Regions from separate parts of the Homo sapiens genome. Here region 2 is linked to region 1. A link is an interaction called in ENCODE POLR2A ChIA-PET data of the cell type or tissue named here. Cell type or tissue: CD4-positive, alpha-beta T cell. All regions are shown on one strand. Each heading gives the region's core, and the rest is flanking DNA. Links, peaks and the distances in the headings are about the cores only. Region 1 overlaps LOC107985839 (a long non-coding RNA gene). Region 2 has its middle 370 kb from the start of MYT1L.

Region 1 (15,421 bases), core at 3,084-11,083:
CGGAGGGAAGGAGCTGGCATCTGTTCAGCTCTGCTCAAGAAGCAAGGGGCATTGTGGCCGCAGCTCTGCAGGCACGGTCCCATTTAATCCTCCCAAATGACCACCTCCAGCAGGGCAGGCATGGGATCAAAACACAGAGCGTTCTACCAGCCCAGAACAATATTCCTTCCACGATTACATGTCACGGCAGGGGAAAGTCACTTAAAAATTTAAGAGCAGCCTGGCCAACATGGTGAAATGCCATCTCTACTAAAAATACCAAAAATTAGCTGGGGGTAGTGGTGGGCACCTATAATCCCAGCTACTCAGGAAGCTGAGACAGGAGAATCACTTGAACCCAAGAAGTGGAGGTTGCAGTGAGCCGAGATTGCACCATTGCACTCCAGCCTAGGCAACAAGAGCAAAACTCCATCAAAAAAAATTTTTTTGAGAGCAAAATGTGCGGGGCTTTGATGACTGTGGCTCCCCTGGGAAGCAGGGAGCCTCACTTGCAGTCTCTTGCTGGGCTTGGTGACCTTGAGCTCATCACTGACGTTCCTGGAGCACACAGTGTCACAATGTGGACGCCATGCCTCAGTGCCTCTCTGCCATGTGGGCAATACACAGCACTGTAAATGGAGTGAGATGTCACTGGGGGAAGGGCAAAGGCTCTGCCCCAAAGATGGCACCGTGGGTCCTTCTCTCGCTCTAATTCTTGCAGACACGAGGTAGGCCGATGTCTTGGCTTGGTGTGCTGTGTCATCAGTGTGTAACCTACTTCATTCTTCCCTGTTAGTGTAAATTCAGTGACAGTTTGGGAAAGAAAAAGGCAGTTGGCACTGTGTTCACAGTGTTGGTGAACAAGCAGGTGCATTGCTCTGTGCATTCTGTATTTGCCGTCAAAGTTGCTTCACACACAGCCCTGGAGGCAGAGTAATGGCCCTCAATGACGTTCAGCTCCTAATCCCTGGAAACTGCAAATATGTCACCTCCTGTGGCAAAGGGAACTTGGCAGACATGCTTCTGCTACAGTCTTGAGACAGGAGATTCACTTGGATCAGCCAGGTGGCCCGAGGCAATCACTAGGGCCCTTAGAGGGGACAGAGGCAGGAGGGTCAGTGGCAGGGGAGGAGAAGCGAGAGCAGAAGCAGAGGCAGAAGGGGTGTGGGGCAGGAACTGGGAGAGTGGCAGCCCTTCCTGCACCACCCAGGAGCACAGTGCAAGTCCCAGTTACACCCAAGCTTTGTTTCTCAAGCACACCCCATGTTTCATAGGTGTGTTATTTGCAAACTGCTTCTCTCTGCCTGGAAAACATGTCCTTGAAGGCTCAGTTCAAACCCCTGCTCCCTGGGGAAGCTTCCCCTTACGGCTCCTCCTGCAGAGCTGGGCCCCCCACCCTGCAGCATTCTCAGCAGCTCCTGACCACACACCTGCCCTCACCATCCCTCCAGTGGACACAGAGGCAGCCCTACCTATCTCTCTCGGGGTCCCACAGCCTGGTGGCCGAGGGGTGCCTTGTGCTGTTGAGAGTGTGCAGCCATGCACACACACCAGACCTCTTCTCTTGCACACTCCTCTCTGGAGGCAGACAGCTGTGGAGGTCGGTCAGGAGAGAGCCAGAGGCCACCTGAAGATCTCATCTCAGAGCGGAGGAGAGCTCTGTCCAGACTGCTGGGGACAAGGATAGTCGCTCTTCATGGTCACAGGGTTCAACATCTGGTCTCATACCTGGGTCCTTTGTGAGTTCCCAGTGACCAGGGTTTCTCAGCAGGACTGCTGTCTCCGGTGAGGCTGCCTCACCCTTGGCTCTCCTCTGGGGCTGAGTTATTCCCACAGCAGAGCATGCCCTCCATTTCCCAGTCCCGGGTGCAACGCTGTCCAGAATCTGAGCGGCGGGGGAGCTTTGAGAAAAGCTGCTGTCAGGCCACTGTGGGTGGGGGTCAGAGGCTCTCAGCCCAGGCTGCTGTCAGGAAATAGGGGACATGGAGGGATGGCCATCGCAGTGAATCTTAACCAGGAGGCACGACTAAGGAGTGAGGTTAAGGATTTCTTTGTGGGAGCACATGAGTCACTCATATTGCCCAGGAACAGGGGTATCTGGCACTTCCGGGCTCTGGTTGTGGTGTTGCTTTGTCTGTGCTGAGACATGATCACAGAGGCCACCTCTTTTCAGCCTTGATGTGCGGTGAGACAGGCTTTGGCTGAGCTGGTGTCCTGTTCACTGTGGTGTGAGCGGCAGTTGCGGTCAGGGCTGCGTTTGCCCCCGGAAATGCAGGTAGTGCTCCTGTTCTCAGCTTCCTTGGGAGCTCTGGCATGCGGCCTGCCCCCCGGGTTCATGGCAGGGCTTGTTTGGCTTGTGTGGCTGCAGTCCATGAGCTCCCTGGTCCTTGAAAGAGACAGGCAGCCTTCACAGGCTGGCGACACCAGAGTGGACCTAGACAGCAGTCATGTCTCAGGTGAGTCAATGTTACCATGATCAGGGTTCAGCCGCAGGCATGCATCTCAACCTTGAGCAAATAATGGTATCCAGAGAGAAACCAGCCATCTAGAAAATCTAGGAAAACATATGAGGAAAGTTTGGTTTGTTGAAAAAATTTATTTCAATGAGAAAAGAAGTAGAGAGTCAGAGAGAGGGAAAATCAGGGAGAGAGATCCAGAGAGAGAGAGCGGGAGAGAGAGAGACTACAGTATACTAATTTCTGATGTAATGCCTTAGAAGCATGGTTTAAAGACAATTCTAAATTAAAATATTTTCTATATGGTTACAGAGAGTAAATCTTACTACTTATTATGTTTTATTTATCCTCATTTCGGCATTTTAATTTATAGGCTATTTAAGCCCAGCCAGTAGTAAGAGTCAGAAGAATGTTACCTCTTAAGACAACCTTGCATGCAGATTGTTTTATGTGAGCCTAGGGAATTAAACATTTTTTGTAGCACTTTTTCTTTTGCTCAAATTTGTAAACTGTATCAGGAAGTATATAAAACATAGTACACATTTTTAGAATACCATGAAATAAAGTGACAGGATGCTGTTGAATGCATTTGAACACCGTCTGATACCAACTTATCATCTTCCCAGGGTCTGCCTGCCATCATGGGGAGGTGCAAGGCGGCACAGTTTTCTGAGTAGCCGGAGCTTCCGAGAGCCAGACCCAGCCAGAGGTGGCAGCCCCATGGGCTTGGGAAGCCCCAGCTAGGGGATGGACAGCCAGAGACAGACCTGAGAGGCCACCAGGCCGACACAGGACTCGCCGTCCTGGGGGAACGAGGGCAGCCCAGGATGCAGGGAACAGGCGGCACACAGAGGCCAAACCTTAACCCCTCAGCGCTGAGAAATGGGCTCCCACGCAGCTGCACCTTGATCGCAGTGGGCTCACAAGCAGGGCAAGACTGAGCCACGTGGTGTGAAATTTGATTGCCATGGTGCTGAGCAGGCGTGGGACTGGCACGACACTGGGGATCTCTGCTGTCACATTTCCTTACACTGAACAGCTTGGCTTCTGGCGGAGGAGGCACTTTGGCCGTAAGAGGCTGAGTCCTGACTTGCCAGCCCCGGATGCCCACCAGCCGCTGTGTCTGCGCCAGATGCTCTGTGCCCCATGCTAGAGGCTGGCTGTGCTCTGGGGTTTGGTGCCTCTTTCTGTCACTGGGAAGGGACCCAGGGGTCCATCCAGCCCCTTCTTGGGCATAGACATCAGGGAATGTCAGGTCATTCTGTCGCATGCCCAGGAAGCTCAGGCCACAGTAAGCAAGCCAGGCTGGACGACATCACCGGGGTCAATGTCAGCCCACGTTGGCCACCAGACGTCCTGGAGCACCAGGGTTTCAGCAGCTGGACTGGGGCCTCCTCCAGCCCGTGGGCCCCTGGGCTGTCTCCCCTTGTCTGACTTGGTGCCAACTCGAGAGAATCTGGTCCCAGCAGAGGGAATGCAGGAGGCCCAGCCTAGGCACAGGGGTTGCTGCCAGCCCCGACCCGGCTGAGGCCCCAGCAAGCCGTGAAGCAGAACCTGTCCAGGTGGCATCCTTAACTTCTTGCCCTAATATTACACTAACGCCAGCGACAGAGCACACAGCAACACAACAACAACCACACACCACCACAACAACACAACATCACAACACAACAACAGCACACACCACCACCGCCACCACATTACATTCCCACCAGTGAGAGAGCACACGACAACACAACAACCATGCAACCACACAACCACACCACACACCACCACCACCGCAACACAACATCACAACACAACCACACAGCAGAACAACAACCACACACCACCACCATATTACATTCCCACCAGTGACAGAGGACACAACCACACAACAACAACACAACCACACAACACAACCACACCACACAATACCACCACATCACAACACAACCACACAGCAGAACAACCACACAACCACACTACACCACCACCACCACCAGTGGCAGAGCACACAACAACACAACCACACAACAATGACACAACCTTATCACACACCATCACAACATCACAACACAACCACACAATGACAGAACAAAACACAATCACAGAACCACACCACCACACAAAATCACAACAACACAACTGCACAACAGAAAAACAATAACACAACAACACAACACTACACAACACAACACCACCACCACAACAGCAGCAGCAGAGCGTCCCGGAGTTCCCCGCCTGCTCTGGAGGCTGTGGCCTGGCCACACAAGCTCTTCCCCTCCTCAGTCTTCCACAGGGATTCCTGCCTGGTCAGGCCTCTTCTCGGAGACTTGGTGAAGTAGAAGCGGGCAGAGATAGGCAGGAGCTGCAAGCTAAAAGCCACCAATGACCAGACTGGAGGAGAACCTGGGGTGGGAGATCGCTGAGCTGAGCTCAGGAGCAGGTGTGGATTGAGAGGAGCACGTGGCTGTGCCCTGTCCTCTGGGCTCAGAGCCCCTGGGACTGCATCCTGTGAGAGCAGCTCTTGCCACCACCTCCCCTCCACCTCTGAGCACCCTGTCCACCATTCCAACCACCATGTCCCCTCCACCTCTGGGCACCCTGTCCACCATTCCAACCACCACCTCCCCTCCACCTCTGGGCACCCTGTCCGCCGTTCCAGCCACCACCTCCCCTCCACCTCTGGGCACCCTGTCCGCCGTTCCAGCCACAACCTCCCCTCCACCTCTGGGCACCCTGTCCGCCATTCCAGCCACAACCTCCCCTCCACCTCTGGGCACCCTGTCCGCCGTTCTAGCCACCACCTCCCCTCCACCTCTGGGCACCCTGTCCGCCGTTCTAGCCACCACCTCCCCTCCACCTCTGGCCACCCTGTCCACCCTTCCACCCACTGCCTTCAGAAAACCTGGCCTCCTCGGCTGCCTGCACCTTGTGTGCTCCCAGATCTCTGTGTGGCTCCCACACAGCACTCGGCCGTTCTGCCTGACATGGAAAGGACCAGGGCTGAACACGGTAGCAGCGCCTGCATGGCGCAGGCTGTGGAGTTGACAGAACTCTTCCACACATTGTCTAAGTGTCTCTTGTACAACCTTGTGAGAAAGGACACTGATCAGAGGCCATGGGGCTCGCCAGCATCCACGCTCTCCCCTCCTTCCTGGGCACACAGCTGGGCTCGTATCTCCAGCCCCCTTGGGCTGCAAGGTGGAGCTCTGGTCACCGGAATGTGAGCCGAGAGCCCAGCCCCACTTCCAGCCATGAACCTGAGAGGCCCCTATGAGCCTGAATTTCCTCCCCAGTGGGCTGATGGGGGAACCCTTTGAGGACCGGCGGGAGGAGCCACCACATGGAAGGGCCCTGCTGATCACCATTCTCCTGCAACGCGAGACACAGCCAGGGCGGGGGTCAAGGAGGCTTCCAGGGGCACACTGTGAGCAGGAGCCCTCTCTGGACCCCGCAGGGTCAGGTGGCCTTACTTTCATTCTGCACCCCGCAGGGTCAGGTGGCCTCACCTTCATTCTGTACCCGTGGCACCTGCTTGCCTCAGTTGGCTCTGACCATGGTGAGAAACAGACCTCAGTGTTGCCAAGCCACTGAAATCAGGTTTCCTATAGGAGTTATAGGAATTCAGCTCTATAGCAGTTATACTCATCCTAACTAATACAGGTGGATGGGTATTCTGTGTTTTTTTATTCAAAAGTGAGGAAACCATGGTTTTAAAGCTCTGTGATTTACCCGAAGTCACACAGCAGAAAACTGAGCCGAACTCCTGTTAGCATACAAGGTGCCAGTGTAGACCATCTGGTGGGTTTATTCTGCTGCTTCACACACCTGGCACCGACCCCCTCGCATCCAGGGCATGTGTGAGTGCAGAGACCCTGGGGGTTATTCTATTATTTACCCCACACAAGCCTCACACAGAACCTCGCATGGCATAGATGGTGCTCAAGAAACTGATGAATGGATAATCCCTGGGTTAATGTGGAATGCAAGTTTTCTGTAAGTTTAGTTTATTTAATTCAACTTTAAGTTGGATAATTATTGTTTACTTTGGGAAAAAATTGTTGAATTTCAGTTGTTGAAGTCTGTGAATGACCCTTGAGTTTAAAAGTTAGGGAAGGATGAGCCTGAAGAGCTTTAATTAATGCACTGAAGAAGGGTGTGACAGAAGGCTTTGCACTCGTCACACCTACGCATCTTGTCTCCAGGAGGTAACAGGGAGGGTGCGGGGGAGGCTGCTGAGTGGTTTTGAAATTATACAGAGCTGGATTTGAACCCCTTTCAGCGACATGCTTTCTGTGGGACTTCTCTAGGACTCATTTTTCTTTTCCATAAAACAATGTTAAAAAGTCCTATTTCTAGTGTTGTTAATAAAAAACAACATTTATTAATCATTGACTATGTGTCACAAACTGTGTTATGCATGTATAGACATGGTCTTATTTCATCAAGCTACTGTGGCTGGTGAGTGGCAGAACAGAAACTGAAGTCTGGGTATCTCTGACTGCAGAGCCCACGTGTTTACCCCATTTCTGGCACCTCCTCCAGAGCACAATGTGAGTTCAGATTAAAGGAGATCACTGCGGTGAAATGGAAAGCAAAGCCCTTTGATCTGGCAGCTCTCAGATTGCTAGTGCCTCCCTCCCAGCCCTCCTTCCTCTCCCTGCACCTTTCAGCACCTGCAGGTGGGATCCTGACCCTTCCATCTGGGCCGTCCCCCAACTCCTCATGTCTTAGCTGTCCCACTCCGAGTAGCCCCAAGAGGAGATGCCACTCAGAAAACTCTTTGGGGACTTAAAAAATTGAGGTACAATTCATACACAATTCTGGAGATTTTAAAATCTAGACAGAGAAACTGTTCTCTTGCTGGTCACGAAGATATCAGTTTCAGAGCAGGAAGTGGCCAGAGGCCAGAGGCCCCAGCCTCTTGGAGGAGCTGATTTGAGAGAAGAAACCTGAACCCTGAGAAGACCAATGAGAAGGAAGCTCTGAGGACACCTGCCCTGGGCTCCGCACCCATGGTGTGCGCCGCTCCCACAAGCTGGTCATGTGGGCCAAGTGTTCCTCTCAGAGGGTGCACAGCTTAAGCTGGCTTTTGCCTCATGCAAGCGTTCGCTCATCCTCAGAGGTACATATTATTATGTTTTACTGACAGAAATCCTGACAACTGTAATCCATGCGGTGACTCATGTGCACCTGCAGGAAATGAGCCATCCCCTCGGCTTGGAATTCTCTCCCCTCCACCCTCGTAGCTTTCACTCCTTTTCTTCTTAAGATCTCATCTTAACGAAGTCTTCCCCGACAAGCTTTTCTGAGGGATGCCCTCCCTCCTGCCCATTCCGTCCACATTACTGCATGATGTTCATTGCCACCAGATCACTTATTTCAAGCTATAATAGCATACTTATTTGTTTATATGATTATTTTCTGTATACCCACATTATTTGGGAGAATTTCAGCTGTGTGAGTAATAGGACACTGAAAATAACTGGGTCTTAAATAAGACAGAGGTTTATTTTTACCTCACATAAAATAAGTTCAGAGATAAGCAGTCTGGGGCTGGTGTGACAGCTCCACAAACATCAGAGACTCTGGTTCCCTCAAGTCCACTCCTCAGCCATCCCCACATGACATGACCCATGCTCCAAGAAGGCTGCTTGAGCTCCTGCCCTCGCATTCCTATTCCAGCCAGTGGGAAGTGGGAAGGGACTGAAACAGAGATGCCTTCTCCCTTATATAGGCACCTTCTGGAATTTTAACCCCACTCTTCTGCTCCTGCCTTTTGGATCAGAGCCCATTCTCATTCTCTTGTCTACAGAGGAAATGGGGGAATATAATCTCATATTTGATGGCCACGTGTCTCACTAAGAATTTGAAATTTTACAATTAAGAAGGGATAAAAGAATATTGGGGGCGGGGGGAATCTCTGTCCTTCTCCACTCACAGGCAGTGACACACAGGAAGGAAGGTGCCACGTGTTTGTGGCTGACCAACAGGTACCCAGCACTGTGCAGAGTCAGCACCCAGGGCACAGTTGTGAAAAAAATGAATGTATGGAACAAATGAACTCCTGCCCTTATCTAGACTGTTCAGAGAATCGGATGACAGCTAGAGTGTTTGAAAAACTGCTCTTTCCGGCTGGGCGCGGTGGCTCACGTCTGTAACCCCAGCACTATGGGAGACCAAGGCAGGTGGATCACTTGAGGTCAGGAGTTCGAGACCAGCCTGGTCAACATGGTGAAACCCCATCTCTACTAAAAATACAAAAATTAGCAAGGTGTGGTGGCACATGCCTGTAATCCCAGCTACTCAAGAAGCTGAAGCAGGAGAATCACTTGAACCTGGGAGGTGGAGGTTGCAGTGAGCTGAGATCACGCTACTGCACACCAGCCTGGGCAACAGAGTGAGACTCTGTCTCAAAAAAAAAAAAAAAAAGAAAAAGAAAAAGAAAAAGAAAAACTCCTCTTTCCCATGTATTATTATGCAGAGAATTAGCAAATCACTAGGCAAGAAACACAAGAACAATGATTCTAATAATTTCACTCTATGCCCAAGCTTGCTCATCTGTTGGTTTGCATTCCCACGCCTTCCCCTTCCTGTCTCCTGCTCCTGTCGAAAGGGAATGGGGAATGTACCCGGCCCTCTGGTCGTCTGCGTCCCGTGTTCCCTCGGCTGCTTCACCTTCAGCCTCCGCATCCTTCCTTTTCCTTAAGGCTGGAGAGTGTTCAGTGCCTTACACCCAGACCCCACTTCGTTAATGGCAGAACACAAAGCCAGGACCTCCTCCGACAACACATCCCTCTCCTGCTGCAGGCTGTGCTTCTCCCCGTCCTTCTGCAGCCCCGTCTCTGGACAGGCAGCATTCCCCTCCCTCACTTCTGCGGCCGGGATCCAGCCCCCGTGGGCTGCTGAGGTTGGCAGAGCTGCTGAAAGACCTCTCTGTCCAGACGCCCAGACTCCGACGATGCGGACCTGCACTCGGGCTGCCTGCTTCCTCGGTGGTGGGACGTGGGACTCTGCTCCTCCCCACTAGCCTCATTTGGTTTCCAGGCAGCCTCTTTCCTGAGCTTCCTGCCTCTGCAGCCACCTCCCGGCATCTCCTTTGCAGTCCCTGCATCCTCCTGCCCCACGTGTAGTGATGTTCCCAGGCTACGCTGTGGTCCTTCAGTTCTCACTCCCAGGAAAACCTTATTCCAGCAGTGTCACTGCCCATCCATGGCACTCGCCACGTCACGCCGCCAGTGCAGATGCAGACACAGCTCACCACGGAGTTACCCTTAGGGGCCTCATTAGAACCCATAGCTCAAGTTCCTCAAGGGTTCCCAGCCATGCCTATCTCTCCTTGTCTCTAGATCCGGCCTCTGGTTGTCCAGGGCAGCCTACGTTTCCTCTCCTGTGCCCTCACATTCCACTTAGCGCCAAGTGCTGCTGGTTTCCCTCTCAGGCGCTTCCTCTATCTGCCGCTGCCTCTGCACCCCATGGGCGCTGACCTAATCCTCTCCCCATGGCCTCCCCAGGTTCTGCCCCAGCGTCCGCACAGGCTCCACACTTCCACCTGAGGTGGGCCCAGGAACATTTCCCACGGAAGCCTGGTTACCCATGCGCCCTCTCTGAGCGAAAGCCTTCCTGTTACCCTAGACCCAGCCGTGGGAGCTGATGGTGATGTTCCTGATACCTGTCCAGCCCAGCATCCTGGATTATCTAATACACACCCTCTGTGGCCGTCTGAGTCCCCTGGACTCCCTGAACACGGTGCCCTCCCCCACGCCCTCCTCTGCCTATGAGCGCCTTCCTCGACCTGCTTAAAGCCCCACTGATCACTTTCATCTTGCCGCTCAGCTTGGACATCTCCAAGAGGCTTTTGTCACCTGTTCACCTTGGTGCTTGTTGTAACTGCGCTTAATTACTCGTGTAGAAATGGGACTCCGTCTCACCCACAGGGCTCCAGGCCCTATGAGCAGGACAGGGGTCAGAGGTCACATCTGATTTGCTCGCTGCTGCGTCCCTGAGATCTGATTTGCTCACTGCTGCGTCCCTGAGATCTGATTTGCTCGCTGCTGCGTCCCTGAGATCTGATTTGCTCGCTGCTGCGTCCCTGAGATCTGATTTGCTCGCTGCTGCGTCCCTGAGATCTGATTTGCTCGCTGCTGCGTCCCTGAGATCTGATTTGCTCGCTGCTGCGTCCCTGAGATCTGATTTGCTCGCTGCTGCGTCCCTGAGATCTGATTTGCTCGCTGCTGCGTCCCTGAGATCTGATTTGCTCGCTGCTGCGTCCCTGAGATCTGATTTGCTCGCTGCTGCGTCCCTGAGATCTGATTTGCTTGCTGCTGCGTCCCTGAGACCCAACCAAGGGCCCAGCACACAGGACGGTTTCAGGCATTATGGGCACATTTGCCTCCTGCCTGTCTCCTCCTCAAACGCAGGATGTCAGCACCAGGGCCTGGAATCATCAGATCCTCTGTCCCAAGCTGGAGACCCTAGCGGAGAGGGGTTCAACATGTATTCCGTGGAGTAAATGACGGAGCATTTCTGTCGCTCAGGCTTGGACGCCCTATTTGATGATACAGCATTTCTGCACAGTTAGGCAGGGTCCACACAGCCATCAGAGAAACGTTATTCCTGCTTGGACAAAATGTGCACACTTTTTATTAACAGGTTGTTTGGGGAAAGATGAGGGTCCTATTTGAGTTTTTAAAATCCCGATGCCAAGGGCAGGATCCTGGGAGGCCAGGGCATAACATAGCGTGGGTCCCAAGAGGTGAGCCTTGTGCCTCTCCAGCGCCTCAGCCAGCCTTCCCCAGGCTCCCCGCATCTCTGAGGGGTCAGGTGGCTTCCCAGATCCTGAACCCCTTTGCAACACAGTCTTGGGGTAACCCACCTGAGCTGCACTGCAAACCCCATCACACTCTGCTGGAGTTCTCCCGGGCTTCCCATGGCCTGCAGGAGAAACAGCCCCTTGCCCGGCACAGATCTCCGTCGGGTCCAAGCAGCAGGCGTGCTCTGCCCACGTCTTGCACAGTGCCCAGCATGGTGCTCTCACAGGACAAGTTCTCAGAGGGCCCTTGGGTACCGGTGATGTCACAGAATGTTTTGCGGGTCTTCATCAGGTCCTTAATAATCTGTTGCTTGTGTTTTTTTCACTGTTAGGAAGAATTGGCCTATGCTGATATACTAGTGATTTTATTGCTGTCTAGACGTGATCTCCTGCACACGGACCTCTATAGGAAATGAGGCAGGTGCAAAAATTTGCAGCAGCAGGTGCCATGAGGCCTGAGAAAGACTCAGACACAGAGAATAGCAGGGAGGGAAAAGTGCCCTGTGCTGGGCAAACAGGAATCAGGGACACAGACCTGGCTGCAGGGTGGGGCCAGTTAGAAGAGTCACTGTGGGAAAGCAGGGAGGCAGGCTGGGAAGAAAAACAACTTTTACAGTCCCTAGAGGGAATTCAAAGGAGTTGTCCTCATCCATTTGGATGAATACTGATTCTTAAATAAAACCAGACTGTAGATTATACACTCTTTGTGTGTGTATGCTATATGTGCATTTGTATGTGTACCTAAATACTGTGTGTGTGCATGCTATGTGTTTGTATGTATATGCTATGTGCTTGCATGTGTGTGTATGTTGTGCATGTGCATGTTTTGTATTCTGTATGTGTGTTTATACTACATTTGCACTTGTGCTTATGGGGATATGCTATGTTTGTGAATGTGCTTGTATATTATGTGTGTGTTTGCATGTGTGCACGTGTTCTACATGTGTAATGTGTGTGCATGTGTATGTATGCTATGTGTGTGTTTGTGTATGCTGTATGTGTGCCTGTGTGTGTCTACATAATATATGTTCATGCACAATGTGAGTGCATATGTGCACGAGATGTGTGTGTATGTTGCAATGTGCTTGTGTGCGCAACATGTGTGTTTGTATGCTGTGTGAATTTATGCTATATGTATGTGTGTGCTATGTGTGTGCTAGTGTGTGTGCCTACATACTAGATGTGTGTGTATAGTGTGCATGCACTCTATGTGTATGTGTGTCTGCTATATATGTGTGTTATATGTGTGTGTGTGCTCTGTGTGTGCATATGTGTATGCTGCATGCATGTGTGTGTGCTGTGTATGCACATGTGTGTACTCTATGCATGTATTTGTGTGTGTATGTTGTGTGTGAGCATGAGTGTATGTATGCTAAATTTGTGTGTGTGCTTGAATGCTATATGTGTGGGCATGTGTGTGTACATGTATACTTTGTGTGCATTTATACTGTGGGTGTGTGTGCACATGCACTGCCTTCTGTTCAGAGTACAGGACACACAGTCCTCCACAGGGCCACACATACAAGCCAGGGAGCCCAGGTCTGGGGCGTGTCTGCCTCCCACCCTCCAGATACAAGCCAAGCAGAACCAGCTTCTCCCCCTACATGCTCAGGACACCACAGACTTTGCCAAATTGCAACTCACTGTCTATCTCCACAACTTGACCTTTAGCTTCCACAGCAAAGTGCCTACCTAACTTTAAGCTGCTGCCCCAAATAGATTGCACACCTGGTATCAGCGTCTACAGACAAATGCCTCACTGTTGTCCAATAAATACTGATGACATTGGCAAAGTTATGGCCTTGGCCCAGCATTGCTCATTGAAGTGATAAACCAGCAGCTTTGACATCTAAACTCATTCCAAAAGCAGTTTAAAAAAACAAATGAAGCAAGATAATTCAATGACACTTCACAACTTAAATTTTAGAGAGACAGTTAGGCTGCGGGCTCCCTGACTACTATTTCCCAGCTCCTGACTGTACGGATGATGCTTATTTCCTCTGATACCAAATTAGAAAACTCAAGTCTCTGTCTCCTGAAATGGAAGAACCATCAGCAGAGCCTCAATGCCACGAAGCCCGTCTGCCCAGGAGTCTCGGCTCAGCCCAGCACATGCTGCCCTCTTCTTCAGATCAGGGCATCAGGCCGTTCAGTTTAAATAAAAGACTCCAAGACACTGAAGGCAGCTTTGGAGAAACCTGACAAGGGCTAGGTGAGAAGTGAATGGCTGACAAGGAGCAGGGAAGCTGCATTTCTCCTCCCCTCTGCGAGAAGCTCAGTAAGTCACACAGAAAGGTCTCCCTTCCGATGCCCATGAGTGATCTGCCATCAGAGTTAATGGGACTTACCCTGTGCACGGAACACTGAGAGCCGGTGATTGCAATCTGAGCTCTAAATAACCTGTTCCTATTCAACACCCTCTGGAGTCCTCTGCTTTTATGGCCTTTCTGTGTTCTCTCCCACAGTTCCATTTCCTACTGAGTCAAATCACAAGTTCAGATTTTTGAAAATTTCCAAGTCTTGTCAGAGTGAGACTTGGCTAAGATATAAATTTGGTGAAGACATTGTCCATTGGAAGATATCTCTTTTTATTTCGCCTGCATAAAATAATAAGGGTTTTAAAAATGGCTCTAATTTTCTTGACAAATAATAGAGTTTGAGGTGGTATCAGTAGAGGGATTAATAAGGACAATAAAGCATATTTTGTAGACCAAAGTAAAGAAATAAAAGAGTTGTGATGAAAGCTGAGAGATCTGGGCAGGAGTGACTGCACACTGAAGGTAATGAACATATGGAATAAATGAGGAGACAAGGCAAATGTAGCAAAAAATTAATTCAAGCCCCTGACTTATTTCAAGGGAGGGAAGGCATGTCGACAGATGGTAAAACATCAGGAACACAGGATTAAGATAAATTTTAAGAGGACAGGTGTGCAGGACAGAATGGCCTTTTCTGCTCTGAAATGCTCTTCCCTCTTTAATATTTCATTGCTGGTTGGATCCTAAGGCACAGCCCGCATTAGGTGCCCATTGCAATATGCCCTTACAAAAGGGCTGTACGTCTTGTCTCTGCTACGAGGCTGAACTGTAATCCACCCTGAAAGATGTATGGCTCCTTCCCCCTCTCCAGCAGGGATGCTGAAGAGCCTAAATTCAGGAAGGAACGCTCTTTTAAAAGGCGATCCTGCTATTAAGGCAGGCTCTAATTTAAAATTGCCACAAGCTTTCTATGCACAAAATACCAGAAGTCCTAAAGACATAAATATGTTTGACTATATACAAGAGTAATATTTTATGTATCGAAACGCTATACCCATGTTAAATGACAAGTGGCAAATGAAAAATATTTGCTACATGTGACAGATCAATATCCTTAAAATATAAAGAAACCTAACCAAAAATAAAAATAAGAATAAAATAACACTGTCAAAGAAAATGAACAGGCAATTGAAAATATAAATGAAGAATATGTGAAAACATTCTAATTCATTAGAATTATAGTTCAAATTAAGATAAAATCTATCTACCATTCATACCTATCAAATTGGTAGAGATGAAAATATTAATAAATGCCAATGAGTATCGTGGAATAAGTGAAAAAATAGAGTTCTCTTATATGTTGGCAAGAATACAAGTTAGAGAAGAATTTCTGGAAGATAATTTATTTTTATTAAAAGCCAACTAAAATCCATACTTTTTGACCTGGAAAGGTCACACTGAAGATTTGCTTTAACAGCAAAAAGATTTACATACAATGTAGTGTATTGCATAGTCACTTCAAGTGTCCATCAGTGGATGACTGCTTAAAGCCACTCATGTATCCAACAAATATTTGTGGACCGTCTGCCATGTGTCACTTATTATTCTGTGTTCTTTTAATATAACAGTGGACAAAACCAGCAAAGACCCTATCCTGCTGAAGCTTCTATTTTAGCTGAGGACACAGACAAGAAATCACTAAATACATCGTAAAATGGCAGATGGCAATGCATGCCGTGAAAGAAAATTTGAAAAGGAAAGAAATGGAGAGTGATCAAGGGCTCTTCCAGCAGAAATGCTTAAAGCCACGAAACCAATGTCATAGAGAATACTTAATAAATTGTGAAAAAGTCTAGGATGTTCTAAAATATAAAAGGATATTATAAAGCAATAAGTACAATACAATACTATTAACACCATGTAGAAGCTAA
Region 2 (15,421 bases), core at 3,220-11,219, 51 kb after region 1:
ACTGCAGGCTCCAGGCGGTCTGCCTGAGTGAGACCACACCCCAAATAGCACCTGAGGGGCATGAGCAGAGAAAGATGGGAATGGCTCACTGGTCAAACCCACAACTCTCACACTATCACCTGTCACACACATTCGTCACTCACACCCGTGGTTCTCAAAAGCTCACACCATTAATCTCTCACACATCTTCATGTCTCACACCTTCACCTCCCACACCCTAACCTCCCACACACATTCACATCTCACACCCTCCTTTCTCACTTCCTCCCCTCACACTCCCTCCCCTCTCACTCCCTCCCCTCTCACACCCTCCCCTCTCACTCCCTCCCCTCTCACTCCCTCCCTTCTCACTCCCTCCCCTCTCACTCCCTCCCCTCTCACTCCCTCCCCTCTCACTCACTCCCTTCTCACTCCCTCCCCTCTCACTCCCTTCTGTCTCACTCCCTCCCCTCTCACACCCTCCCCTCTCACTCCCTCTCCTCACTCCCCCCTCACACCCTCCTCTCTCACTCCCTCACAAAGGTAACTAAGGCATTACTGCCTCCCATCTAGAGAGCTCCAACCCCGGCCCAGGTCTGCCACTGTCATGTCCTGATTGATATGGTTTGGCTGTGTCCCCACCCACATCTCATCTTGAATTGTAGTTCCATAATTCCCATGTGTTGTGGGAGGGGCCTGGTGGGAGATAACTGAATCATGGGAGCGGTTTTCCCCGTCCTGTTCTCATGGAAGTGGGTAAGTCTCACGGGGTCTGATGGTTTTCTGAGGGCTTTCTCCTCTCACTTGGCTCTCCTTCCCTCATCTGCCACCAAGTAAGACGTGGCTTTACCTTATGCCATGATGGTGAGGCCTCCCCAGCCATGTGGAACTTTCAGTCTATTAAACCTCTTTTTTTCTTTATAAATTACCCGGCCTCAGGTAGGTCTTTATCAACAGCATGAAAACAGACCAATACGCTGAGCTTGAGCGAGGCACGGCACCGATGAGCTCTCCACTCGTGAGAATCAGGGATCGGGCTCTGTAAGGGTGACCACGCTCTGTAGATAGTCGGGTTTCCCAGAGCTGCCTCAGGGCCTTGAGAGGTTGGGATTAGACCAGAGGGCAGGGCTCTGGAGCCCCAACCCTTTTCTGTAAGTGGCCCAATCTTCTCAGTTTTTTATATTGGGCTTCATGGTTTATAATTCATGTCTGAGCACCATGGGACCAGACTTTTCTGAGGTCCCTCCATGGGTAGCCCTCCAGGACAGCTCCGAGTCAACACGTGGGTTCCTTCTCCTCCTGCAGATCATTCCAGGACACAGATACCTCCCTGTTCCCTGTGGCCAAGTCTGACTCATTCTTCCCAACTCAGCTCAGGTGTAGACTTCTCCATGAAGCCACCTGACAGCTGCACACTCTTATCCTGGAAACCTCCCACCCTGTGTCCATGCCCGGGATCCTCCTGCAGAGATGTGTCTGTCACAGAGTGGGCACTCTGCAAACGTTTGTACATGAATTGCCATGACAGCAGCCCAGGATGCTGCTCTCAGAGATCTTTGAGTTCTTTTCAGTCTCTGACCCAGGAGTATGGAGGCATTACAGCAGTTGCCAAGGGACCCACTTCATACACCTCTGTAAAAGACCTTTTCTGTTATAGGTCTCAGCAAATATCTGCCAGACTGAATGGGGAATGGTCCTGTGTTTCACTGGCTCTGACCCCAGCTCCTTTGTTTGCTGGACACAGATCTGTGGTGCAGAATCCTCAGTGAGCCTCTGGATGAGCCACCCACAGTCTGTCTTTCTGGCTCTGAAGCACCTGCTACCTCATCTCAAAAATACCACTGGATGGATTAACTGGATTCTGCAGCCCTTCTGATATCTTGTTAGAGAAAACAAGCGAACTAGAAATCCACTGGCTTTAACTTTCCTTCCCAAACACAGGCCTGTCCACTGGGGAAATCTCTCAGCTGCTGGGTTGGTATTTCTTTTCTAACAAACCAAAACAGTTACCTTCCTCTTCCAGGCACGGTGAAGAGAAAGATGACAACTTGGAGTGATTGGCTTATATCTCTCTGATTGTACTCCTTGGACCAGGGCTGCTAAGGGAGATAGACCAACACATTCCCAATCTAGCCGGATGCACCAGAAAGGCCATGTGTTCAGACTCAATTCTGCACGCCTCCCCCAGGCGGCTGCTCTGCACAGCCACAGCCTCTCTGGACACCCCCACCTGCCAGGTCCGCTGTGCTCAACTCTTCCTTCAACCCGGCTCCTCATCTCCAGAGCAGGACCTCTTCACTGCTTCCCACACTTCCTCCCCAGAAGGAGAGAATACACAATAGAAAACAAAGGAGACATAGAGAGAAAAGCGGAACTCAGCAAAGAGCAGAAAATGTAAGCGAGGGATCCCAGGAAATTGCATCTGAAGCCTGAATCGGCGTCTCCCTCGTGGACTGTTCACCATTCCCCATCGCTGTCTGGGAAGGTTGTCTCCATGGCAATGGGGACCACCTAGTTAGTTCCCAACTCGGTCTATCCTGGGAGACCCCGAGCAACAGTCTCTCTTCACCGTGGCTCCTGCCGGCTCCCTGACTAGCAACAGTCTCTCTTCACCGTGGCTCCTGCTGGCCCCCTGACTACTGGTCCTCATAGGCGCTTTCCAGACACCCACACCTTCTCGACAAGCCAGTGCAATCAGCTGCCCGAAGGAAGACACAGAGCTTCCATTTCCAAGTTGCTCCTGCCTGTACCCCACCACCTTATGCCATTAATAATGGCGGTGCCCCACCCCAGCACACACATCTGACAAGCACAGTTGGCCCGGGGCAAACTCGGCTTCACTGAGCAAAATGGAAACACAAGACAATTGCAACAGGGTCTTCCACTCGCCTCCCTTGCAAAACGCAAAGTTTCTCTCGTCTACTTTGGGAAGTCTGAGTGTTTTCTCTTACTCCAGGTTTACTTTCCCACCATTGTCCTGCCTAGCACACCAGGAAAATTTAGCAACAGCAGAAATCCACCTTGGACAAATTTTGTGAAACCTTCCTGCAAAATCATCATCCCCCTCAAAACCAACCATCCTCCAGACAGTCTTCACCATCAGGCTAGACACATTTCCTGTCTGGAATATCCACTTTTAGGCAGACTGAGGCTGGAACGAGGCAAGAGAACCGTCCAGCTCACAAAGCACAGGCCGGCAGTGGCTGCAATGAGTGGCCGCCTTCTGGGGCTGCTGCCTCGTCACACTGATTTTATTTTTCTGATGCTCTATAATGAAGTGTACCAATTAAAATACGCTGGTGTCATCATGTGTTGCCTCAAAAATAAGTCTCTTTTATCATACAAAAGAAAAATAGCATTTATAAAATAAGAGCAACCCTCCCGCTTACTTGCTGCTAAAAAAAGTCAGTGCACTTTTCCGGTGGACAGTTTAACGCGACTCGCCGTGTGAAACACGCATGGCTTTTGACCCAGCAATTCTTCTTCTGGAAAGGTGTCATTAAGCAGATAACAGGGACTTCTGGTTAAACATGGCGGACCTCACACAGTGTTCATTCCTTCTCTCTCCTAATCCTCTCTAAAATGAAAACTAAAGGAATAAAATGTTGTAAATACACAAAACCAAAAATAATAGGCAAAATGAGAAAATACAGTATCAGGTAAAGTTGCCAACGTAGTGTGTGTGGCAAAGATGGTGTGTGGAGCTGAGAAGGCTGAAGCCCAGGCACCTGGAAAACGGGGGCTGTTAGGAATTAAGCCCTGCTCTCTGAAGAACCCGGAGAGGCTCCCGAACTGGAGCACCAGTAGCTGTGGGAGGTGGGGAGCCTGCGGGCTGAAAAGGAAGAGTGTGGACAAGGTCTGCATGAGAGGTATAGATGCCTGTCCCACACCCCTCTCCTCCCCACATGGCTCCTTGCCCTGGCTACTGCTGAGGACGTAAGGCATCCAGAATGACATGGAAGCTGTTAACAAAAGACCGGTGATATCTGTGGAGGCAACGGGAGAACCTTATTTTCTAAAAGCAAATAGATTTTGCTTTTAGAAAAATCTGTGATTGTGGACACGCAGCCTTTGGTGTAAGACACAGGTGGAGGGATCAGGGATTGGGAGATGATGAAGGCAAATCCTTCAGAATAGGAGTTTAGGGGGAGTTCGTTGCAGGATCTAGACGGGAAGGCCTTTAAGCGAGACCTTGCCGGTCTCTCTGCATCAGCCTCAGGTGGCCTGCGGGTGGTCAGTGGGGAATTTTAAGCCAAGGTCTGGCTCAGCACCAACGACAGGAACTGGTCTGGCCTGATTGTAGAAAGGGAGGTCCTATGACACTTTCACAACATCTTCCCGAAGACAGAGAGTGGGTGGCCGCTTCCTTATCCTGCCATGGCCGCCTGCTTGTTTTAACTCTGAGTGCATCAGGTGGCCACAGGGAGCCCCTTTTGTCTGTCGGCTGGGAGCACACTTAACAAAGCTTACATTCAGGAACACATGCCCAGTAGAGGTCGGAGGGGTGCGATGTTGGAAATGAGATTAAATAAATGCCTACGTAATATTCACAGAGACCCCAGCTCTCTCCTGAAGCTCAGCTCCAAGAACGGTGGTGGTCAGGGCATGGCCGCACAACCTTACCTTGACCACTCAGGAAAAGGCCTGGCTGTTCCCAAACAGAAGATTTATAGATAACCACAACAAAGCCGCCAGCTTCCAGCCCCATCATGCTGCAGAGACCTCACCACGGGCGGGCCCCCTGCACATGTGTGGAAGCTTCCCATCAGGGTCAGTGTCTCTCTCCTCAATGCAGGCAGAAAGGCGTCTGGAGCGGGGAGACCACGGCCAGCAATAGACACTGCAGATTTAGTGGCAAAGACGGGGGCAGAGCTGGAAAACTGAAAGAAAGAGAGAATAAAATGAGAACAAGAACCAGGGTATGAGCTGTCGGGAAGATGCTAAGGAAAAAAGCCTACCACAATCTTCTCATCCATTCTTCTGCTTTATTCAAACGTTCGGGTCCTTGTCTGGCCTCAAGAAGGAATAAGAGGCAGGGTATCTCAAAATTCTGCTAGGTTTAACATAGCTTCTTCTTGGTCTTGTCGCTTTCTGCATTTTTATGACTTCCCAGTAAAACTCAGCATTCGGGGAGGGAAGGCAGAGAGAGTGCAAAGTGGGAGAACCCGGGACTGGCATTGGTGAGGGGGCTGTGCTGAGGTCAGAGGTGATCCTCTCTGGCCCAGCAGAGACCTAGAGCCTCTTGACAGTCGGGTCCAGGTGAGTGAAATGAGAGTCAAAGCCAGGGTGGAGGGGTGTTGCAGCCTCCAGGGAGCTGGAGACTGGTACCGGTGAGAGGGAGGACTAGGAAGGGCACAGGGAGAAAGGAAAAGAACTGCAATTTGAAGGTCCTGATGTTGAAAACTCTGATGAGCTCCCAGTAAAGTAAGTAGAGCTAAGACGATTGTCCTCAAGGCTAAGATGGATTAAAAGGTGGCCATGGAGGTGACCACAGCCTCCTCTCATCGCAACAGACAGGGAAGAGCAACACGGTGAGCCACAGGCGGGTCTGCCTCCCGCTGCCTTTGGACTCAATATCGACCTTACCTGAATTTCCAGCCTGCTGGTCTGCAGACTTCAGATTTCCCAGCCCCACAAAGGAGTGAAAAAATTCTCTGAAATCAATCTCTCTCTCTCTCTCTCTCTCGGTCTATTTCTCTGGAGAACTCGGACTCATGCAGATTTTGGTCTGAGGAAGGTGAGAGTGAGCTGTGTTTTCATTCAGCAGGGGTGACTGGAGCCTGGACTTCCCTGAGCCTGCACACACAAGGATCCACAGTGGAGGGCTCCTCCATCTAGACTGGTCACCATGGAAGCAGAGAGTAAAAATACAGCTGAGAGGGGTGGCCGTGGAAATGTGTGTGACTCACTCGGGAGCACCAGGATGCACACAGGAGGAGCACCAAGGATGAGCACGGGAGCACCAAGAATGCACACAGCAGCACCGGGGATGCACACAGGAGTATTGGGGATGCACACAGGAGTATTGGGGATGCACACAGGAGTATTGGGGATGCACATAGGAGCACTGGGGATGCACATAGGAGTATTGGGGACGCACACAGCAGCACCAGGGATGCACACAGGAGCACCGGGGATGCCCACAGGAGCACCAGGGATGTGAACAGGAGCATTAGAGATGCATGCAGGAGCACCGGGGATGCACACAGGAGCACCAGGGATGTGAACAGGAGCACCGGGGATGCCCACAGGAGCACTGAAGATGTGTGCACAGGAGCACTGAGGATGCGCACAGGAGCACCGGGGATGTACGCCCCACCCAGAGCCAGGAGGAGTCTGGATGACTTCCTGAAAGTCATGAAGCTTGGGTGAGTGGGTGAAACGGAGGGAACATTGGCACCCGAGCCCAGATGGCCATACCCACCGATTCCAGAGGCAGGGCACTGCACACCGGGAGTGTGTGTGTGATGGTGGCTGGGTGCAGGGACAGAGGCTTAGTAGACACAGGCAGCAAATGTGCTCAGACACCTGGCATCAAGGGCTCGTGCATCAAGTTAGAGTTTGGGTCTTACCATGTGGGCTGTGGAGTGCCTCTGAATATTCTAAATGGGGAAGTGACTTGGTCAAGATTTTCACTAGGAATATATGTTGTTATTTATTATAGTCGCCGTGTTATGCAATAGGTCACCAGAGCTGATTCCTGCTACCCATCTGAAACTTTGTTCCCTTTGGCCAGCATACCCTAAGAGAGGATTTAAATATGTTCTTCCATAAAGAAATGGCAAACATTTGAGGTGACAGGTACTCTAATCAGCTTGATTTGTTCATCCCACAATGTGTATATATACATATACTGAAACACATTGTACCCCATAAATATATGTAGCTATCATTTATTAATAAAAATATAACAAATTTGAAAACAAAAAAATTAAAACATCTCCCCCAGGAAGATCTCTCTGTGATGGATTTGAGGGAGTGAAACCAGAATAGTCCTCCTAGGAGGCTGTAGTGGTGCTCCAGGCCAGAGAGAAGGGTGTCCTAAGCAGCTGAGGCTGCGGGAGGGTATGTGAAGGAGACAGAGTAACAGGACTTGCTACTAAATAGCCCACGATGCCCAGGAAAGGAACCCAGGATGTGTGGACATTCTGGTTTGAGAATTGCACAGAGTCTTCGACGACGCACGAGGAGGAGTGGGTTTGGGTAGAGAAAAGACATCAGTCCAGCGAGGGTGGTGATGGGTTTCGGAAGAGACCTGGGATAGCGAGGTGCCTGGACGGCCACACCACTGTGACCAATTTGCTTATGCAGGTCACACCCAACAGTGACAGGATCACAGGCTGAACTATCCACCAGAGCCTAGATGTGGCAAAGACGAGCCCATGAAATCATCCACACTGTGCACTGGAGGAAGATGACAGGGGATGGGGCATCCTCTGTAAAAAGCAGGAAGGAGGAGGATGTCCTCAATAGCATTCTACAGTCACAGAACTCTATCATTTTCAAGGGTAAGAATGAAGGCTTTAAGTGGTATTATTCCCATTTTACAAAGAGGGAAACTGTTACAGAGGGATAGCTTCCACCCTAGTTCCAGTTTTGTGGATATGATACTGGCTCTTGGAAGCGAGGTCCTGAACCTGACATGACGAACCTGAGGGCATACCCTGTAATACCCAGGACCTCGACATGATCGAGGACACTTTCAGAGGGCAGCCCGGACCAGGAACCCTGAGCTCCGGCCTGGGCTCCTCTCCTGCAGCCTCCCTGAGCCGGCACTGCCAGGCGTGCACCTAATGGCTGCTCGCGTTCTCTGTGACTTCCAAGGTGGGTGACAGGAAAAGGGAGCTACATTCCCTGGGCTGGTGGCTCAAGCCCCGTGGCAGCATCTGTTTTTAAGTGATATGCACATGACAGTTTTTATGGCGTCCTTTCTGATATCAAATCCTGTCTCTTCACTTCCAACCCAGAATTAATTGAGAATGTTTCTTCCTTAGGTTTGATGATTCTTATGGTTATTGAGGCCCATGTGCACAGGTAAGAAGCTTTATATAAGTAACCATAATACCTTGCATTTTTCCAGTGTGTATTTTTTCTTGAGAGATCAAAAGACTATGGTATCGCCCTCCTGTGGCTGAAAGGAAATGTTCGCTCATGTGCTGTGGATGCACTGTCACGTCCATGGGTGAGGTCACATTGCCTGCGTGTGGAAGCTGTCACCTGACACACGCTTACTTACCTTGCAGGGAGCCAGCAGGGCAAACACCTCTTCGTCCTGAAGCTGAGTGGCTTGGACAGGCACAACGTGGCACCAGGAGCCCGAGGGGAGCCATCAGGGCTGCAAGAACCAGCATGACCACAGCCTTCCAGTCCAGAGGCCTGGGGTGGAAGGAGGGATTTGACCAAGCCGTAGGAGTCAGGAAATGGTTGTGTTGCCAGTGATAGATTCACTGGAGATGTCCCAGCTTTGACTGTGTGGAGGCACGCAGGCTTCAGGACAGGAGCACGGAAGGAGGTGGGCGCTGCACCACCTGCAGGGGCCAGTGGTGAGGAATGAGGATGGGCAGAAGATTCAGGGACTTGACCTTGGGTTCAAGGACATCTGGGCTGTGAGGAAGGACAGATGCTCTGGCTGGAGGCCTCGTCACCTGGGACACCAGGCCTGGAATGCAGCTCTCCATCCAGCCCCCGCTCGCTGCTGACGCCTCCTGCTGGGAACAAATAACTCCCAGGGGAGGAAATAAAGAGGGCACACAGAGCTGTGAGCGCTGTCCCGGTGCACCACGGATCCAAGTGATGAGGGTGAAAGGAGAGGCTTCGTTTTCCTTTGGCAATCAAATTTTAAAAGATTAATAATCCAGGTTGTTACTAGTGAGTGGGAGAGCAGCGACACACACATTGCCTTACGCTGATGGTAAAAGTAAACGTGGAATAAAATGATACTTACAGGAAGCAATAGCTGTCAAGGAACTTTGGGGAACTTTTCCTAATTAAATAATCTAAAACAAGAAGAAAACTGTATTCACCAGGATGTTCGCGACACTGCTGTTTATGGTATTAAAAATAAAAACAGTACCATGTCCACAGTTAGCGAAATGGTTCATGATAACACTACTCTGCAATGTAAAGGGGAGTTCACACACCGAGAACGAGGAAATGACAATGAATTGACATGAGAATGACTGAACCAGCAGTGACCTGCGCAGTGTGGCTCCTGGGAGAGGCCTGGGCCAGTGTGTAATCTCACAGCCAGAGTCCAAGCCACAGGGGAGACTCCCAGAGCCTCCCTAAGCTCTACCTTCCCGCTCTGTAAAGCAAAGATAGAAATGCGGGTCTCAGGCCAGGCGCAGTGGCTCACACCTGTAATCCCAGCACTTTGGGAGGCCGAGGAGGGCGGATCACTTGAGGTCAGGAGTTCATGACCAGCCTGGCCAACATGGTGAGACTTTGTCTCTACTAAAAATGCAAAAATTATCTGGGCGTGGTGGCGCGTGCCTGTAATCCCAGCTACTCAGGAAGCTGAGGCAGGAGAATTGTTTGAACCCAGGAGGCAGAGGTTGCAGTGAGCTGAGATCACGCCACTGCACTCCAGTCTGGGTGACAGAGTGAGACTACATCTCAAAAAAAGAAAAAAGCAAAAAGAAAAGGAAAAGAAATGCTCATCTCATGCGGCTGGAGTGGGGATGAAAATCAGATAATGAATCAGACGCACCGTGATCACATAATCACCGTTAAGCACTTTAGATGGAAACCCAGATTTCCTACCTGGTGTTCTGCATAGATAACACCAACCAGGTGTAGACGCGGCAAAGACACCTGGAGCCCTCTCAAAGCCAGCTGGGGTTCTGTACATAGGTCTGTGACAGAGGCAGTGGTGTGAGACCTCAATGCTGAACGAAACAGGGGCTGGGTCAGAGAGGGCCACTGCAGACCTGAGCCCCTCCTGGCTGGGCCCCCAGCACCTGGGGAGCGCAGGATGATAAAACACCAGCGAAGGCTCTTTAATTGGTTATCTGCATGCATGCCTTTAAGCCTACGGTTTTGTGAATAATAAATAATCCACTTCAGAGTTTAGGGTCCATTCTCTTGGCTGATTTTGTTGCAGCCTTTATAAAAATCCTGCCCTGTTATTAACAGGCTTTGAGATTGGGAGCAAGACACTTTCCTTTTTGGACTCAGTTTTACTATCTGGCAAAATATGTGGGAAGACTCTGAGACGTACGGTCCTTGCCAGGCAACTTTTTTTCCTCCTTCAGGCCTAGACTTGTGGGCTGGTCCTTGTCTTCACAGCCAGGCTGTGCCAAGGTCACAGTCAGGAGAACGCTCCAGCCCTGGCTGGCTCCCCTCCATCCTCCCCTTCCCCTCTAGAGCAGACTCTAATAATAATGATGATCATGGTGAACCCTCCTCTGCATCTTGGAAGGAGACAATTTAAACGAAGTCCAACTAAGGCAAAACATTTCTCTTTTCTTTTTCCCCTTCTTATTTTTTAATTCTACCTCTCCAGAATAAGGAACACATTAGGAAGATAATAGGGGAATATGTGTGGGAAGCAAAGGATTCTGGTTCTCTCAGAGAAGGGTGACCCCCACCAGCCTTCACTGTCCTCGGAGGGCCCGCATGTCCCACGGTGCTTCCAGGGCCCTCGTTGGGTGTGGGCATTGGGGGCTTGGAATCGCTGGCTGGCAGGAGAGAGGGCCGCTGAGAAAGAGCAGCTGACATGGGCAAAATCCCCAGAACATGTGCAGGGAGCAGGGAGAGTGACTTTCCCACCCCACAGCTGACAGGGACGTCGCCTGCAGGTCCCACGCGGGGCTGGCTCTTTACCTTCTCCAGAGTTCACAGCACAGGTGGCTCGGGCAAGGCTGGGCTCAGAGACAAAGAAGGCTCTTTCCAGAGCCAGCCTCCTGCTTTTTCCCAATAGGGACAGCCCCCTCCCACCGTGCACTTGGAAATTTTGCCTCCCCACACCCGTACGCGCAAACCCACATGCAAGGTGGAGAGACTCCGTCGCATGTCCCGAGTCTGAGGACATGACCGGAGCGGAGTCCGGGAAGTCCCTCAGGGGCAAGCACAGGGGCAGCTCTGTCTGCTGATCCTTTCCAGTCTCCCTTTCTTCCGCCTTAGAGCTCAGCTCTTTGCTGTCCTAAGAAATGCAAAAAGTACAATTAATAATTAATGGAGCGAGAGCCTCTTGTCTGTGTTATTCAATGCCCAAATGCTAGGACAGACCAGCCCCAGGAGCAGCTTGAACCGCACAGATCCTGAGCTGCACTTAGAGGTGTGTTGATTTCCTCCCATCTCCCTTCCGTGGAAACCAGGGCAGGCCCAGATGCAGCGCACAGGGCCAGGCCAGATGAGAGCCAGTGCTTGCCACACGAAGGTGCACCTCAAAGGACCACCCTGATTCCAAGGGCCAGTCCATCTGCTGGATGGTGGCAGGAGGGCCGAAGTGGCAGGAGGGCCGAAAGGCACATTTGCAGTGTTCACAAACCAAAGTCACCATCACTAGACACCATGTCTCTCAACCTGTAGGGCGACACTGTCTCTCCCATGTCGCAGATGACTAAATTAAGGCACAGCAGAGTTTGCTTGAAAAGCACACTGCCAATAAGCTGTTCCATCAATTCTAAGGTACACGCTGAAAAATATATTTTAATATCAATGGCGTGTCAAATGCAGTTGGTGCCATCTTTTTAGAGTTACATAAATATCTTATAGTGATGGGATTTACTAAAGCAAATATAGGATTAGAACACTCCCCTTCCATTCAGTTACTACTCTGGTGCTCCGTTTATTGGGAACATAAGGAAACAAGATGTGCACCTGGCAGGCAGTCCCTGCCCATCCCTGTGTGCACCATCCCTTCTCCTGCCTGGAGGAAGCACCCTCCTTAAATGAAGAGGAAAGGTCCAGGGTGGTGGGCGGTGGGGGAAGACAGGATGCAAATCCTGCAGCCTGCTGAATCCGGCTGCACTCAGCCTCTGCTGCTCGCTCTGTGACTGGGGGCAGTTTTCTGGGCAGTGGGATTAGTGACGGTGCTCCCAGGCGTGCACGCAGGTGCCCATCCCATCTCTCCATGCAGTCATCTGGCTGCCCCTGGGAGTGGCGTGGCCTGTCCTCCTCCCTCTCTGCTCTCTGAGCCCTGTCCTGTGCGCTAGCAGCAGAGTCAGGGGCTCTGGGTGGGCTTCCCCGCTGTGAGCGCCTTGAAGGCAGGGGCTTTGTCGTATTCATCCTTCACCAAACCTGCAGGATGCTAACAGCACATCTGTCCTTGCAATTTGGAAAACAGAGGCGGCATACCTTCTTCATTTCCTTGCCAATTTCTCATGATTAACTGGGCTGATATGAGTATTGTGTTTCTCTATGAAGGAAGAGGACCCGTATTATAGTTTGGCTATTTCAGAGTACACCAGGCACATTCGGCAAGGCTTCTACTGAAAGGCCTGGTCAGCCACTCTGTAGGAGCTGGTGCCTGCTCATGCAGCCAAGCTTGGTTCCCTGCAGCCTCCCAAGCACAGTCTGGCCAGGTTGGTTATGGCTGTTCCTCAGGCTGCTGTGGAAGGCTCTTGTTGGCTCCGGCCCCAATCCCTCTTTCAAGTCACAGTGGTCAGGGTCACAAAACTGGTTTTGGAGAAAATGATATAAAACTGACTGACATAACCTCCACCCCTTTTGCCCCAAAAGGAGCAGAGTAACCAGCAGGCACTAGGGGGCTGCAGCCTCAACCCACAAGGGTGAGATCTTGTCATTTAGTGAACACAGCATTCAGTCTACCTCGTCTTTGGAAGGGTAGCAGGTGTGATGTTAGACTTCACAAGCCACAAACGGCACTCAGCACGTGGGAGCCCAGGGCCCCTGTGGCCTTCCCCTGTGGATGCCTGCGGGCAGAGCTCCCACCTCTCCCACTGCAGTCGGGAGATGGCAAACCCCAGGTCTGTCCTCAGGACAGCGCCTCACCCATGCTCTTCACGAGGAGGAGGATAAAATCCACCCTTCAGGGTTGTTGAGAAACTAAATGAGACACCGACTAGGGCACGGGAGGGTCCACAGAGGCCCTGTAAGAGCTGCTGGTTCATTCCTTTGTGTTTTCAAGGTCCGGGCAAGCACGGGATGGGATGGGATGGGATGGGACCAGCCATGGGGTGCGGCAGGCTGCCCACTTCCCCAGCCTGGGTCTCTGCCCAATACCTCAGACTCCATCCTGCCTGGCAGCTGAAGTGGCTCTGCCGGCTCCTTCCAAGAGCTCTCAGCCTGAGCCGCTATCGATTGTAGACACTTTGCACGAGTCCGTTAAGATAGGAGGGGAGAAAATGCAGCAGCCATCCAGAAATAATTAGAAGAGAAAAGGGCTCCCCAGATCCACCTCCTCTCTGAAAAGCCGAGACCAACGCCCACTCGTCCTCCACCCTGTCTCCATCTCATACACACACATACTGATTGCCAAAAAATGTGCTCTGAAAAATCGTGTTGGCAATTGTGTTTGATCCCGGCTTCTATGCCTTTCGGAAGGGCCTGCGCTCAAGGACATTTCTGAGCGATGTCTTGGCCACACAGCTTGCCGTTCACTCCTCCCCTCATTCCTCCTTCCCTCCCTGGGATCTCACTTCTTCTTTGTGGATAACTCTGTCCTAGGAACAAGACGGAAGCAAGACACTAGTGAAAATAAAGCAAACCACATTGTTGAGTAAGGGCTACATGCCGGGCACTGTCCTGAGCATCCTTCCTAAGAAAACCTTGCGAGTTGGGTATTAATAACCATGTTACAGATTAGGGAACTGGAGGACAGAGAAGGCAAGTGAGCTGCTGGGGTGATTGTTCATCCAGGACCAGCAGATTCCAGCAAGGCTGGGCTCTTCCCGTGACCCTGCCAGACCCCTCTTGAGCCGAGTGGAAACGGGGCTCTCAGACATGCTGGGGTCTTTGCATCCTTGTGAGAAGCGGTGGGGTGGGAGGGATCTGGACTGTCGGAACCCACACTATGCACTCCGTCCTCACGTTCCACCTGAGCCCACTGAGGCCTGGAGGGAGGGAGGCGGATGCAGGGCATTCTGACTGTGGAGTCAGACAGAGCCTGAGGGTGGGGACTGGCCTGTCACTTCCACATTTTATTTGCTTTGGGCCTGAAATTCCTCCATTTACAGTCTAGGTCTTTATGATGAAAATTTCCCTCTTTCTTTTTTTTTCTTTTCTAGTACAAAGCTTGTCCTTACTAGCTGTAAGCTGCTGGTTTCTTAGCTGGGTGCCCTATTTCTGTGTTATCAGAGGGCGGCAGCAGCAGAACAGGCAGGCCCTGAGGGCAGAGGAGGAAGGAAGAGGCCCATGAGGGTAAACGCCCTGGAGGAAGGGTGCTTTCACAACATGGCGGTGGGGGGGGGTGGGGGTCAACACAGCCACCTTTGTGCTGTCCCCTGGTCTCCTCCGCAGCCACTGGGGCACCTCCCAGGCCTGCTGCACACGGCTCCTGGTCTAAGGAGAGAGAACTTGGTACACAGATACCATAGAAGAAAATGCAGCAATGGCTAAATAAATAATTTCATCAAAATGCAATGCGAGCCACAAAAAAGGAGGCTCAGGGAAGGCCTGGTGTGAGCCTCACCAGTAGGCGTCGACCTCAGCACCGGCTCAGTGCAGGGCACAGGGGATACAAGGTGGGCCAGCTGGGGGCCTGCTGTCCACAGTCTCCGGAACTGCTGAAGGAAACTGTCCTGAGTGGGTGACGGTTTGCAGCACAGAAAGCACGTGTGCAGGTCAGAGTTGCACGGCCTGAGGGCCTCAGAGAGCCAAGGGGACATTCTCCTTCCCTGCCGGGTCCATCCTCCAGCAGGGATCTCCCTACCACCCTCCCACTCTTCAACAGCAGCCTTGTTGGATGGGAAAAAGGAGAAGGGGTGCAGGCAGCTCAGGGCTGTCGACCTGAGCTCAGAGGAGAGGCCAGTGTGGGGAGCCCAGATGGGTCATGCAGAGGAGCCAGCAGAAACACATCGCTGGAGATGCCTTTAACGATGGGCATCTCTCTGTCTCTCTGAAGGCTCAGCAGAGAGCAGGAAGCCACAGGGCAGTGAGGCACCCACCAGTGGCAGCCGTGGAGGGAGGGAGCCTGGGCAGACAGAACCATGGACGCCAGTGGTGCCCATGCCCTGCCCAGGGACCTGTCATACATCACCTCACTGGCAAAGAGACTCACAGACGATGCCAGTGGTGCCCTGCCCAGGGACCTGTCATACATCACCTCACTGGCAAAGAGACTCGCACATGTGATTAAATTAAGAATTTGGGGATTGAGGAGATTATTCTGGATTATCCAGGGGGTCCAAGGCAATCACTCAGGTCCCTGCAGGAGTCAGAGAAGGAGTGAGAGGGCAAAGGCCGAGGCCAGACAGAGGCTGAAGGTGCTCCTGGTGAGCCGTCAAGGGAGAGGAAGGGGCCTGGGCCGAGGACTCTG

The links. Peaks named below come from ENCODE experiments on the same cell type or tissue, not always from the same donor. Only the 100,000 strongest peaks of a DNase experiment are listed, where the experiment ranks them.
Region 2: POLR2A ChIA-PET joins it to region 1 with 6 read pairs; 2 of 35 experiments call an interaction of 5 or more read pairs at or near these places.

Annotation. Positions count from the first base shown.
Region 1 is chr2:2,639,868-2,655,288 of GRCh38, forward strand. It overlaps LOC107985839 (a long non-coding RNA gene), which reads right to left. Exons shown (of 3, transcript XR_001739253.1): 3 at 15,067-15,421. Among named protein-coding and RNA genes, the nearest start is that of MYT1L, 320 kb to the left of the region's middle. RefSeq lists an enhancer at 7,349-7,963. In CD4-positive, alpha-beta T cell, for the core only: no CTCF peak of the experiment used is centred there; DNase peaks (open chromatin) are centred at 6,634 and 6,974; H3K4me3 peaks cover 733 bases; H3K27ac peaks cover 986 bases.
Region 2 is chr2:2,690,623-2,706,043 of GRCh38, forward strand. No RefSeq gene overlaps it. Among named protein-coding and RNA genes, the nearest start is that of MYT1L, 370 kb to the left of the region's middle. RefSeq lists enhancers at 5,775-6,276, 6,277-6,776, 12,524-13,481. In CD4-positive, alpha-beta T cell, for the core only: no CTCF peak of the experiment used is centred there; a DNase peak (open chromatin) is centred at 8,139.